Regions from separate parts of the Mus musculus genome. Here region 2 is linked to region 1. The links are chromatin loops, found by intact Hi-C in ENCODE. Cell type or tissue: heart. All regions are shown on one strand. Region 1 overlaps Zfp462 (zinc finger protein 462). Region 2 has its middle 3.4 kb from the start of Gm12514.

Evidence for each region. Hi-C counts contacts between places; a loop is a spot of excess contacts. Peaks named below come from ENCODE experiments on the same cell type or tissue, not always from the same donor. Only the 100,000 strongest peaks of a DNase experiment are listed, where the experiment ranks them.
Region 2: a loop joins it to region 1, with 2.2 times the contacts of the local background. A loop is called at or near these places in 1 of 42 quality-filtered maps.

The regions. Positions count from the first base shown.
Region 1 is chr4:55,075,515-55,079,514 of GRCm38, reverse strand. Zfp462 (zinc finger protein 462) reads right to left here. Exons shown (of 13, transcript NM_172867.3): 12 at 128-251. Among named protein-coding and RNA genes, the nearest start is that of Gm42289, 8.4 kb to the right of the region's middle. In heart, no CTCF peak of the experiment used is centred here; DNase peaks (open chromatin) are centred at 1,374, 1,894 and 2,204; H3K27ac peaks cover 386 bases.
Region 2 is chr4:55,140,590-55,144,589 of GRCm38, reverse strand. No RefSeq gene overlaps it. Among named protein-coding and RNA genes, the nearest start is that of Gm12514, 3.4 kb to the right of the region's middle. In heart, no CTCF peak of the experiment used is centred here; a DNase peak (open chromatin) is centred at 2,069; H3K27ac peaks cover 1,026 bases.

The DNA of each region.
Region 1 (4,000 bases):
CCTGCCCTCCATGCTCAGTAAGGTGATACCAGGTGGTGGGGGTAGGAGCTCTTTGTACTATTAGGGGACTCTTGCCTTCCTCCCACCCTCTCGCTTGGGACAAAGGTCTTCTTGGTGCCCAACTTACATGCCGTGTCTCAACACGTGTCTTTCCCACTCAGAGCCCTGTGAGAACGCCCGTCCACAGAATTCACATGGAAATCGCTTCTCTGTGTTCACACCAGGCCCCCGGTCTGCAAATCTCATCAGCTCTGCAAACAGAGAGAAAAGACCAGCATTTCCTTTGTGTTTCTGGAAATCTAGAGAGGATCAGTCAGCATTCACTGGAAAATATTTCCCGACTTACCTGGGAAGCTAAACCGGAAGCCATTGGCAGGTACTGCCAGACTCCCCACTGACTCTGGGCTTCTCTGAAGGACACTTCCAGAGTAGAGCTGAATAGGAGCTGTCCTGCTTCAGTCACTTATTATGCAACAAGTCTCCTTATTTATGCAACTTCTGCTATCATCAACAACCCAGGTTCCTTCTGGCCAGAAAAGGCTCCTTGGCTTACTCTAAGACCCTTTACATCTCTTTTCTAATTAACTCATCCCTTCTGCAGGGTCTGACCAAGGGCTTGACAGCTCGGCAGCTACTCAGTGTGAATTTGAAACAGGGCTATCTGCTCACTAAGAAGAAAATAGACCACAGAAAGCGCCCAACCTGGTTCTACAGAGTAGGCCACAGGACTTCTTCGTATTTCAAGTTAGGCCAAAGCATCACAACATGTGTACCTCCTTTGTCGGATGGATAGGAGCCCTGCAGAGACCCTCCTGGGTGGTACCCTAAGCAACGCTGAGGTTGGGCCGCCGGGAGCTTATATAAAAGCATGTCTGGGACATTGAGATGTCTCAGTAGATTAATGTTGCCTGCTCCCAGGCTCCATGACCGGAGTTTGATCCCTGGAGCCCACATAGTGGGAGACAAAAACCACCAACTCCTGCAAATTGTGCTTGGACCTCCACGTGTACAACTCTCTCACACATACGATAAATAAACACATGTAATAATAACTAATGATAAGAAAAGCAAGCATGTCCCCAGCCACTGACAGATCCTGGCCAACCGCCCAGTATTTATTTCTCAACCGGTGATATTCACAAGTACTGGGATACGCAGACATTTCTGAATGGGTCTGGTGTACACAGCAAATATTGGTCTAGCTGTTTTCTTCACTCCTGTGATGCTGCCACATGTGAGGGGCCTTATACACATGGATTGGCTAGCGAATTGTTTATAAGCCACACCTCCTGGCAAGCTCAAAGATGAGGGTTTACGTGGCCTTTGTGCTGTCCTTAGTCCTAAGCCCAGATGTCTTTCATTAGCCCACTGAGGGCCAAGTCTTCACACGGATAGTAAGTAGCAGACTACACAGTTCTGAAAAAAGGGTGGAGCTTGGGGAAACGTGATCATTTTCATCTCTGATTACCGTGGGCCCCTCAGCAGATTAGACGTCACAGGAAGACAACTTCTGATTGAAATGCCCCATATTTCATGAAATCTTCCAGACATTAGCTAGGACTCTGGGATGCCTTCATCCACTTCACAAGAAAGCTACGTGAACAGGGCCAGTTCTCACAAAAGACAAGGCATTCTCTCACAAATTAAGAAGATCACCACACAAGCCATTAAAAATAATTGCACAGACTATCTTCCTTGATTCTTTTCACTGGAAATGACACAGCGCCATCTGGTCTGCGCATTAATTCCTTAGCAGGGATTATCTTGGGCAAGAAATCAACAGAATGCCTTCCTGACTCCTCCTAGTTGCATAATGAGAGGGGGCAGGGTGGGCGGCGTTCTGCTTGGGTTCCTTTCAATTTCTTCGTGCGTGCGTGGCTTCTCTCTGAAATTCCCAGGCTGATCTTGCTGTGTGTCTATTCTGAGTACAGTCCTCAGCTCTCATGTCTGGGAAGGAACTGGGGAACAGGAAGGCCATGAACTCCCCAACCAAAGGTGTCTATATGAACGTCCAAATGATTCACAAGGAGAATGGAGCTGGTACTTGATCCTCTGCCCTCAGGAAACATGAAGCCGGTCATCTATTGTCTCCAAGGGCACATGCTAAGCTTCATCCTCACAGAAGAAGCCAGTCTACCTGTCACATCTCAAATCACTCTCCCTCAGCCTGAGAGCTGAGCTAATAGCCCCTCGTGCACTCTGCCAGAAGCCAGGATGTCTGGCAAAAACACCCCAGGCTATTGTTGGCCCTGTCTTCTTGGCAACAATCTACTGAGGTGGTGGAAGATTGATTCTAGGTTGTTTCCAAAGAGAAGGAGATAGGACAAAGGGAACCGTTCTTGCAAGGATGTGTGACAGGGAAGGGACAGTTTCAGCTTGCAATTCCCAAGGTACTCAAGTCAGTCCCTCATACACAACTTGTCTACCCAAGGAGGAGTTTTTCTTCTTTTGTTTAGGTCTCTGGATGTAGACATGACACTTTCAGAGGGAAGTAGAAGCCAGGCTGTTCGCCCTAATTCCATCTCGTGTGAAGCCGAAAGCCCAGTGGATAGACTGAGATCAAGCTGGACAAGCAGGAAGATGTGCTTGCTACCTCACATATTTCAGACGCGGTGTTTTCTCATGGCCTAAGCTTGTTTTATTTGTTTTGGGGGAGAGCATTGGGAAATGGAGGGCTCTGGAATGCTGATGGCTTCAGAAATAGCCTAGGCGTAGCCTTAGACATGAAGAAAGTCAAAATATCCAAGAAGGAATCTTTTATCTCATCAAGAGGGACAAGCAGAGCCCGAGTACCAGGAAGAAAAAGAAGCTTTTGTAGACTCACTCAGAAGCATCCTGTCTCCCTCTCCCTGAGGACAGCCAAAACAGTGAAGAGATGTTAAGGATTTGTTGTGAAGAACATATTTGTTAAAAGGTTAAAAAAAAAAGAAGGAAAGAAGGAAGGAAGGAAGGAAGGAAGGAAGGAAGGAAGGAAGGAAGGAAGGAAGGAAGGAAGGAAGGAAGGAAGGAAAAGAAATAAGGCATACTTCTGAGATCACAAGCATTTCCCTTATAAGAAATGGCCCTGAGTCAACCTACAGGAGAGGCTTTTGTTTTATGCAGTCTTGCAGGTTGACCACAGCAAGCAGCTTTTGACAAGTTAGCACGTTTTGGCTGTAAGCCTTGGCTCTCTATGTTAGTTGGAGATTGAAGGACCCAACTAGATCCCTTGATTATCACAGTGGGAGGGTAGGGACAAAAAAAACCACAGAAGAAAATGGCCTCAGGAAGACCTGCTCAGGTCTGCTAGATATTCTGCCATGGGGCCTTAGTCTAGCCCAAGGGCTAGTGCATTTCATGACTAGCGTCTCTTTAAAAAAAGAACACGTTAGCACTCTAAGGGGTTGAAGATGTGTGTAGTGTTAAGAGATCTGCTCTGGAACAACAAGACTGAGATTTACCCTTCAGTGGGTTTATTATCTATCTTCTTACCTTACTTTAGATAGGTTTTAAGTTTGTCAGAACTCTTATTTATTAGGTCCATGTCTTGGATGCCATGCCATTTAATTAATGTTTTTGGCACTCTTAAAATCCACGGCCTCTCACACCACAGGCAAGAATTTTATCACTGAGTTACATCTACCCTTCGCTTTCCATTGTAACGTCAAGGTAACTAGAAAAGACCCCATATAGCCATAACAACCTAGAGTGAACACGATAAGAAGTTCGAGGCACTCCATTCCGTGACTTTAAGATACTTAAGGAAAGACAAGGTCACCAAAACAGCTTGACAGTAACCTAGAATCAGTTTCATGGAGCAATGGAATAGGAACACTCTCTCAGTCAATTGAGCTTTGAGAAAGTTGCCAATATCACTATCAGGCACCACAGGCAGAAGAAAGAAACTAGATCCTGACCTCCCAGATGGAAAAACAATCAACTCCAAATCAGTAAGAGATTGAAACATAGGTCCTAAAACCACAAAAGTTGCTGGAGGAAAACTCGGGGGAAATCTCCAGGA
Region 2 (4,000 bases), 65 kb before region 1:
AGGAATCAGAGGCTTCTGGAGCCAGCAGTTCAACCGCCCACTCACTACCTGACACAAAATCCAGTACACCTGACTTTTGGGAGGTACTAGGGGTGGTGAACAGGCTAGACTTGAACTTCCTCTGAAGCTAAGGATTTCTTTGTGTTCCTGATGTTTCTACCTCTACTGGGAAATATAGACATTTGGCATTCTACACAGTTTGTATATGCTAGGCAGGTACTCTACCCATGAGGCCAACCCCTGGCCCTCTGTGCCTCACTCTTCTCATATACAAACCGAGAACAAAACCAGCACATAACTTAGGCTTATTCTTGGGAGGCTTAGATAACTTTGTAAATGTAAAGTGCTTGGATATTGCCTGTGCAGCAGCAAGCCTTGGCCAATGTTAAACGGAACTCGTGACTCTCTACCTATTATGTTGGTGGAGAGTCACTCCCTCTACCACTCTAGAGTGAATGTGTCCAGTGCAAAAGTTTAGCTTCTTTCCCATACAGAGAGACCGTGAGATGCCTTTATGGTTTGATGTGTTGGGAAAGAGGACTAGCTGGAAGGTTCACCTAAGGCAGTGACTAGATTTCTGTCTCACAAGGTCTAGAAGCTCGGGGCTCACAGGGATGGCACTCAGTTAAGGGAGGGCAATGTTGCAAAACTGAATTAGACTTCTCTCAAAATGGGCCACTTTGTCCTGACTGGACCATCAGGGCCCTCATCCAGGAGAGTTTGCATTTATGATTCTCACTCATGCTGCGATCACTGGAGCACCTTGAGGGGAAGTGGTCCTGTGTATAGTAGGGGGGGGGGCACACAGGAAAGATACTTGGACCCTCAGATGCAGGAAGCAAGTGGCCCAGGGAGTCATGGTGGTTAAATGAAATAGTCTATTGTCATGAAATCTGACCTGAGGGAACTGCCTTAAGAGAACAGCTTACCATGGATGAGTCTGCCAAGCAGAAGCCAAGGGCTGTACTGCAAGAGGGACTGACACACTGGACAGCTGTCACATCTAGGGAACCTGAGGGTCAGTGTCCAAGATCTACTTACAGTGGTTTATGGGACTTGGACATTCCTGATCATTTATGATCTTCTCTGGGAACTACTTTCAGAACTTGTTGTCATCTGGGAGAATGGCCCTGGAAAAATGACCTGCTGAAAGCAGGCTGAGGACAATGGCTGGATGCTGAGCTTTTAAGTGAGGCAGAGCTATTATAAGGGACACTGAACATTTAAACAACTAGTTTGTCTCTCCCTGTAGCAAGGCATAAACAGACTGGGTCTTCCACCAGCTCCAGAAACCATTTTCTCCTTTAGAAAGTTGCTTACAAATATATGGTCATCATGCCAGCAGTAAACTGACAGCCACCATCTTAGCCATCAGTCAGGTTCAAGGTTGCTCTCCTGCAAAGTAGAGTAAAGTTCAGTTTGAAATAGGATGGGTGTGGCTTTGCAGAGATTAGTGTTGAGCAAATCATTTTTGTTGTTGTTGTTTGTTTTGGTTTTTTGAGACAGGGTTTCTGTGTAGCCATGGCTGTCCTGGAACTCATTCTGTAGACCAGGCTGGGCTCAAACTCAGAAATCTGCCTGCCTCTGCCTCCCAAGTGCTGAGATTAAAGGTGTGTGCCATCACTGCCCGGCGAGCATTCTTGAGAGGCCCCCACTAAGTCAAAAGAAGCCCCCGGGTTGATATTTGGAAAACACAAGTCATTGCTTTTATGATTTAGCTACTAAAATTCTTCCATTCATTCCAGAAAGCCTTCTGACTCAGTTGCCTATTTTACTCTCAGACCTTACTGTCTTAGTCTGAGCACCTTACTGTCTTAGTCTGAGCCATTCTCTCAAAGAGGAGATATATCCTGCTTTCCTTGTCTGGGGTAATTTCATCAGCCTTTGTCCTCTTTGTTTTGCTATCTGTAGAGTCCTGGCACACTGACTGGGCCAGGCTTACTTCCTCTTTCAGGCAGGCTTGGCTTATCTCCAGAATGATTTGAGACCTGTTTTGGAAGTATGTGTGGGAGGTGGGCTGATGTGGAAATAAAGGTCAGATAAATAACCATTGTCACTGGGAGACCCAGGTAGAACAGAATCTGCGGGTCAACAGCAAAGGTTCCTCATGGCCTCTGCTCCACTGCTCGCACATGACCTTTCCATTGTCCTTGGAAAAGATAAGGAATGTGTCTGCTGGGAGAGTCCCTAGAATCCAAGGCCCCTGATTGCTGTACAAAGACGGAACAGATCTTAGAGTCCGTAGCTCTGGGTCTCTCCAGGAGTCCTGCCCTTGGGAAAAAGGTGGATTTGGAATGGATTTACGATGCCACGTGTTGGGGGTGGGAAGCTGGTAACTGCATGGATGGTGTTTTACTTGCTCAAATGAATCAAAGGCCCCTTCTGTGTGTTGGCTAGTTGAGCTTTCCTAAGATTCAGTTACCTCTGCTTCACTCTGTTGACTCATCAGCAGTTACAGCATTGGATCTGGACCTTCCCCCTCATTATTTGTGCTCTACATGGCCAGGCCACTGCTTCTTCCTGCCCAGTGGGCCGTGTCTGTTTATCTTCTGGGACAAAGGCTGACAAACTACAGGCCAGTACCCAAATTTGGCCCTCCAAAACCACAGCGAAGAATGGCTCTGATATCTAATGTCAGTTGCAAGCTGAACAATTAAACAAGGTGCCCAAGTGGCTATTCTTGATTTCACTCCTTGATTTGAAAGCCTAAAATATGTCTATCTAGTCCTTTCCAGAGAAAATTTCCTGTCCTCTTTATGGTATCATGACATCCTTTGCTGCTTAGTGTTTGTCTGCTAATTCTATCAAGCACAATCGCTTTGTACAAACTGTTCCTCCTCCTTAAATCTATCTTGGGCTTCTCCCCCAATATCTCATATATCCCAGGCTGGTGTGGAATGATCTTGAATGATCTTGAATTTTTGGTCTTCCTTATGCTGGCATTCCAGGTATGTGCTATTACACCATTTCTGTTTGAGTTCCTGGGGTGGTGGGGATGGAATCCAGGGCTTTGTGTATGCAAGGCAAACATCCTACTAACTGAGCTATAGCCCCAGGCCCAAAGTGCCTCTGTTCTGTGCCTGGTGCCTGGTGCTTGGTGCCTGGTGTCTGGTGCTTAGAATTCTGATGGGATAAGTCATTGTTTTCCTAAGAGTACATGACTCAGTGACAAAGACACATTTACAACTGTGAGTAGAGAAACACAGGAAATACTTGAGTTAAAGACAAGGTCATTGCTATCAGAATGAGGTTATCAGAGAGTGCTTTCTGGAAACAATGGTATTGCCACTGAATTTTTAAGAAAAAGCAGTAGTTTGCAGCACCAGATTGGGGGACACATTTGAAGATTTTTACCCATGAGAAAATAAATTTGTGAAGCCAGGGTTGTCAAGAACTTTGCATCAAGAGAAAGCCAGGATAGGTCTCACAAGGACAGAGATAGCTCAAGGCTTATTTGTTCTTTGTAAGGATGGTATGGTTGCAATGTAAAGAATGAAGCAAGATGGGGCAGGAAGACTAGATAAGAGGACCTTATTCACCCAGTTAAGAAATCTTGAGATGTGAAGAGCACTCAGGTTTGAGGTCATTTAGTGAACCCTTGCTGTGTTACAGGTGAGTGTTTAGCTCTAGGCATTCAATAGATAGATGATAGAGTCATTGGCTTATGTAGGGGATGCTTTGAAGACCTGGTGGTGTGCAGGAAGACTGTGGTTTGGGGCTGCCTGTCATTCAAACCATAATAACTTTAGAATTACTGCTGAGCCTAAGTTACTCCATATTATGTCCAACAGTGGTTGTTTAAACTGTGCCTTACCCTGAGAGACATTGTTTTGGGGAGTTTTGTTTGTTAGTTTGTTTTGGTGTTTTCAAACAGGGTTTCTCTATGTATCCCTGGCTGTCCTAGAACTTGCTCTGTAGACCAGGCTGGCCTTGAACTCAGAAATCCGATTGCCTCTGCCTCCTGAGTGCTAGAATTAAAGGGATGAGCCACCATATTACC